Linked DNA regions of Homo sapiens: region 1 is linked to region 2. A link is an interaction called in ENCODE POLR2A ChIA-PET data of the cell type or tissue named here. Cell type or tissue: PC-9. All regions are shown on one strand. Links, peaks and the distances in the headings refer to the core of each region. The heading gives the core; the rest is flanking DNA. Region 1 overlaps SEMA5B (semaphorin 5B). Region 2 has its middle 18 kb from the start of LINC02035.

Evidence for each region. ChIA-PET counts read pairs that join two places held together with the same protein. Peaks named below come from ENCODE experiments on the same cell type or tissue, not always from the same donor. Only the 100,000 strongest peaks of a DNase experiment are listed, where the experiment ranks them.
Region 1: POLR2A ChIA-PET joins it to region 2 with 18 read pairs; 2 of 35 experiments call an interaction of 5 or more read pairs at or near these places.

The regions. Positions count from the first base shown.
Region 1 is chr3:122,974,248-122,977,162 of GRCh38, forward strand. All of the region lies in intron 1 of SEMA5B (semaphorin 5B), which reads right to left. Among named protein-coding and RNA genes, the nearest start is that of SEMA5B, 52 kb to the right of the region's middle. RefSeq lists enhancers at 228-992, 993-1,758, 1,083-1,132, 1,834-1,913. In PC-9, for the core only: no CTCF peak of the experiment used is centred there; DNase peaks (open chromatin) are centred at 654 and 1,284; H3K4me3 peaks cover 804 bases; H3K27ac peaks cover 503 bases.
Region 2 is chr3:122,903,369-122,906,283 of GRCh38, forward strand. No RefSeq gene overlaps it. Among named protein-coding and RNA genes, the nearest start is that of LINC02035, 18 kb to the left of the region's middle. In PC-9, for the core only: no CTCF peak of the experiment used is centred there; no DNase peak of the experiment used is centred there.

The sequences.
Region 1 (2,915 bases), core at 249-2,748, 71 kb after region 2:
GAACTGCTCCCAGCCCTACTCCCATTGCCAGGTGAGCCCCCTCGCTCCTGCACACACACAGGTGAAAGACAGGTCTGAGTGAAGGCCAGGCCTGGGACTCCACCACCACTACTGCCCCAGACATAGGAATGTGTACGTGGGTGCACACTCGCCTGCGCACATGCCTGAGATCCAGATCATTCCTTCAAAGCTTCTTTGCAGGTGCAATGATGCAGCCTCACTGCTGCCCCAGCCCTGAGCACCTACAAGGCAGCTGACTGGTCCTTCTGGGTTTGGGTATATGGGTTGGGGAGAGTGAGGCAGGGACACGTGCCTGAGGACTTCTCAGGTGGATGGTGTCCAGGAGCTGAGCAGGCCATGGGGCTTGGTTGTGGGCAGAATAGAGAGTTCCAGCCCTGGGCCAGGGGGTGGGAAGAGAAGGGGAGGGGGGTCTTTAAGAGAAGCACAGTGAGCTCTTTCTGATCTGGTATAAACGAAGCCCTTCTTGGAGACAGAAAGATGGTCAAGGGCTGACAAAACCCTTCCAGTGCTTAATGAATGTCTCTCTTTAAACCTGGCCATTGGTGCCAAGCCCCTTAAGTTCCATATTCATAGAGCTCAGTTATAATAAGAATAACAGCTAACAGGCTTACTATTTGCAGGACTTTATCTATGACTCACCCTGCAGGCCCAGCCCCCACCCCCAGCTCTCCTTTTCCACAATGGAACTGGAATAGAGTTATCTTCATAGAGGCCTGTTGGAGGAGCATCTGAAATGCAAGAATTCTGGGGAGGGAGCCTGGAAGTGTCCTCTGCTCAGGCCCACAAGGACAGCAGAGAAATGGAAGGGAGTGGGAAACCGTGTCATTTTCTTACCAGAAGACTTAGTCAAGTGCTCACAGGTGTGGTCTGCAGGCAGACGTGGGCAGCACCAGACAAGGAGAGATGGAGGGTGGGCCCTGGGTCCAGGGGTGAGGAGCAGTGGAGTAAGGAGAGGCACAGCTGATCCCCTGCCTGCCAGGAGAGCTGCCGCTGCTGGCTGGCGGGAAAGGAGTGTGATGGATGCTCCCCTGTCCAGCTGCGCCTCAGCCTTGGCAGAGGAAGGAAGGACGATGAGCCCCTGAGCCAGGGAACACGGATGTCTGCCTGAGGAGGCGGAGACCAAGGCAGAGACCTGCTCTCCCACTTCTCCTCCCCACCACCCCCCTGCCTCGGCACAGCCTGGGTCGACACTGAGCACTCACACCACAAAACATGCAGCCCTGGGCTCAAATCCCAGCCCAGGCTCCTTTAGCCTCTCTGAGTCAGTTCTCTCAACCGTAAAACCACACAGGGCAGTTGTGAAGATTAAAAGATAATGTTTGCGGAAGCACATAGCACTGTCTGGCACCTAGAAAACACTCAATAAATGTCAGTCACTATTTTATCATCATTATTAGTGTTGTGATTATGCAGACCTTCCATCTCTCTCTCCAGACGCTCACAATAGCCTCCTAAGTACGCTTCCTATCTTTCATCTCTCCTCTCCAATCCATCCTACACAAAGCTGCCAGAACACAGTCTACAGCAATGATTTGGTCACATTACTCTGCTGCTTAAAACCCCCACCAGCTCCCCACTGCCTACACAACCAAATCCAAACACCCTGCATAGCAAGGACTCTCCATCTGCCTCAGACTCCCTCTCCTGCCCCCTCTCTGGCCATTCCCCCTCCATCCAACCTCCTCAACACATCCCAAATCTAGAAACTCTTCATGTCATGCACTTGCCCACCTCGATCCCTTCGCTTCTGCTTGCCCGTCCCTGTAGAATGCCCTCTCCCAAATGCCAGCTCATCTATGAAGCTCCTTCTGACCCTCACGCAGCCAATGGCTTCCTCTGCTGACAGATGCAGCATGTGGTTTATACACTCTCATCACTTCCTCACCCTGTGTTGGGCTGTGCAGATGCAAGAAGTGCTTCTCAAAATGTGCTCCTAGGACCAGCAGCATCTGCACCTCCTGGGAACTTGTTTAAAATGCAAATTCTCAGGCCTCACCCCAGACCTACTAGATCAGAAAGTCTGGGGGCAGGGCCCAGTAATCTGTGTTTTAACCAGCCCTCCAGACTCTATTGCACACTCAGTTGGGGAACCACTGATGTAAGGTACCTGTACCCTACAGGTGATGCTTGGTACACAGAGAGAAATGATGGGTTAGATCAGACCACTTGGGTGGCTTTGAAAAAATACAGCTGGTTGGGCCTCACCTGCAGAGATTCTGATTTAATTGATCTGGGGTTGGGCCTGTGCATCCATGTTTTTTTGTCTCCCAACATTTTATTATCAATATTTTCAAACATACAAAACAGTTAAAAGACTGCACAGTGAACACCTGTATACCCGCCATCTAGATTCTGTCACCAACATTCTGCTGTATTTCCTTTATCACACATCTATCTACCCATGCACTTATCCATTTTATTTTTTGATGCATTTCAAAGTAAGTTGCAGACATCATATACATCACACAAACACATCTGAGTGATTTAAAAGCCCTCCGGGGCCAGGCGCGGTGGCTCACACCTGTAATTCCAGCACTTTGGAAGGCCAAGGCGGGCAGATCACTTGAGGTCAGGAGTTCGAGACCAGCCTTGCCAACATGATGAAACCCGGTCTCTCCTAAAAATACAAAAATTAGCCAGGCATGGTGGCACGCACGTGTAATCCCAGCTACTCGAGAGGCTGAAGCACAAGAATCACTTGAACCGGGGAGGTGGAGATTGCAGTGAGCCAAGATCGGGCCACTGTACTCCAGCCTGGGCAACAGAGTGAGACTCTGTCTTGAAAAAGAAAAAAAGCCCTCCAGATGGTTACACTGTGCAGTCAGGGCCTCTCTGATCCCAGGTGGGAAACTGACAGTCTCTTAGGCTCAGCTCCTGCTATGAAATGAGGAGGA
Region 2 (2,915 bases), core at 215-2,714:
GGCCATGGAGTGGTCTGAGTGGCAGGCCAGGCTGGCTCAGAACAGCTGGGCCCTGGGAGGAGCCTGGGGCCCCAGTGAGCACAGGCCTGGTGGACCTCCAGTTAAAAGACTCCTTCCTAGGGAGCTCCTGAAATGCTGGACCCAGGTGACTGACACATCGTTTGGTAGAAATGGCGGGATGTCTCTCCTCTTCTGGAAGATCCCCTTTTGGAATGCTGCAAGTCTCAGAGGCAAGGCTCGTCCAGTTGGCTGTCCAAGGAAGACATATTCACAGGTTCCTGTGTGAGGATGATGGGTTCAGGGTGTCTTATTTCCCCAGATGGCCCAGCCTAAGGCACACAGCTACTTCTATGGCCAAAATTCTCTTCAGGGGATTGATATGTTACACTCCCACCAGCAGTGTATTCTCATTTGATGGTTACTAACCCTAAGGGCTAACACTGATGAGTACTTGCTACCTGCAAACCTTCACTTCTGGAAATTTATCCTAAGGACATAGGAATATGTATAATAGAAGGAGGTTCATAATAGTATTCGTTGGTAAAAGAAATTTTGAAACAAATGAGAGTGGTTTAAATAAATTATGATACATTTATGTAATAGAATGGTACATTTACATAATAGAGAATAAAATGTATGTCATGGAATGGATAATTCTATGTAATAGAAATAGAACTTATATAACAGAAAGTTAGGATTTTTCAACCATTATGCAAACCTTTTCCAAAGTAAATCTTAGTGGCATAAACAAATAAAATATATAAAAATTGAACTTTCTCTTATTGAAGTGGTGGGGTGGGGTACATTTTTACCTGTGAAGCCCTGCAAACAAAGCCCTCTCTCCCTCCCTGACCCCATCCTAGGGCAGCCACTGAAAGGGATCCTGAGGCTCTAGGGAGAATTTTTTTTTTTTTTTTTTTTTTTTTTGAGATGGAGTCTCACTCTGTCACCCAGGCTGGAGTGCAGTGGCACCGTGTCAGCTCACTGCAACTTCCGCCTCCTGGGTTCAAGCAATTCTCCTGGCTTAGCCTCCCAAGTAGCTGGGATTACAGGCACTACCATCACGCCCAGCTATGTTTTTTTGATATCTTTAGTAGAGGCAGGGTTTCATCATGTGGGCCAGGCTGGTCTTGAACTCCTGACCGCAGGTGATCCGCCTGCCTCAGCCTCCCAAGAGAATTTTTAACAATGTAGGAAAATAATGATATAATGTTTTGTCTTAAAATCAGAATAAAAACCATCCACATAGAATATCTTAATTTTATGAAACACTCTCAAATCTGCACAGAGCCATAGAAAAATGCCTGGAAAAAGGGCATATTAAAATGATGGTTGTCTCCTGGTTGGATTTTAGGGCATCTGTATTTTTCTTTTTAATAAGCTTTTCTTTTTATTTTCCAAAATTTCTTTAATGAACATGTACCATGGTTATAATCAGGGGAAAACAAGAAGTTATTTATTTCCCTCCCAATATTTACCCCAACATTCAGTTGGGACCAAAAAGCTCAAAGGCTCGTCCCTCTGGTGTTGTATCCCGCATGATTAAAAATTGTAATATATATTAAAAAGTTATGATTAAGTCCATATACAGTGTTTCAGTTATGCGATTATTATCAATATGATCATGGTTGAACCAATGGTAAACAAGGATTACATTTCCCTTCCTTGTGCTCTTTTTTTTTCCTTTTCTGGTGCTAATAATCATCTCATTTTTGGAGGGAAGACGATGTAACAGGGATGGGACAAAGAAAGGGATTCTGGGCTGGCTGTTAAAGCTCTATTTCTTGACCTGGATTATTGTTACAAGGGTGTTTGCCCTACATTCACTAAGCTATACTTGCTTTTTTATGGTTTTCTGTACCTGTGTTTTATTTTACAAAAAAGAAAAAAAGCTTAAATAAACTATGCAACAAGAACCAATAAAGCCTCTCTTTGCTTAGTTTTCTTTGAATGCAACTTTAAGTCTTTCTACAACCCACCCCCAGTAGTTTTATAAAATAAATCTTCATACAACTTTCCATACAAACCTGCCACATAACCTATCAGTTCCATTTTCTCCTGGATCCTGCGGGGTGCATACCATCCTCCAATACCAATCTGAATTGGTTGCCCACTAGGACTGCTTCCTGGCTTCAGCCCCTCTTCACCCCCTTCCTGTGTTAGGTCCCCTTTCTTCTGGATGCACATTTTCTTTGTTTACTTCCTTGTTTTAATGAAACCAAGGCACATGTGAGATATATTCTTTGAGACTCTGCATGTCTAAATGTCTTTATTCTCATATGACTGACTCATAGTTTGGCTGGATATAAAATTCACAACTGAACATCATTTTTACTCAAAAAATTTTAAGTACAATTTTCATTGTATTCTAGCTTCAAATTTTGTTAGTAAGAGACTTTCATATTCCTTTTTTTTTTTTTCGGTCTGTTGTTGAAATGTTCTTTTCAAGCCTAGTGTTTTGAAGCCTAGTATTTTGAAAAGTCATATGACTCGGGAGATCTTTTTCATCTATGGTTCTAGGTACTGAATGTGGCCTTTTATCTGGAGACCTCCTTCTTTGGTCCTGGTAAATTTTCCTGTACTCTTTCTTTGATATTTCTCTTCTGAGTTTTCTCATGAGCTGTTAGACCTCCTGGGCTGATCCTCTTGTTTTCTTATCTTTTCCCTCTTCTTTTCTTTTTTCTTGTAAAAGGCAAAAGATTTATTCATTCTGAAGGGAAACCAGAGCATCCCCTCTTATTTTCTATCTCTTTGTCTTTTGTTCAACTTTCTGGGAAATTTCTTGTCTCTTTAAGCCCTTTAGCTAATTTTTTTGCTGTCATATTTTTTAATTTCTATGAACTTAAATATGTCCTTTAAAAATTACATCACGTATTTATTTCATATAGCATCTTCACTCATTTCTGAAGAATATG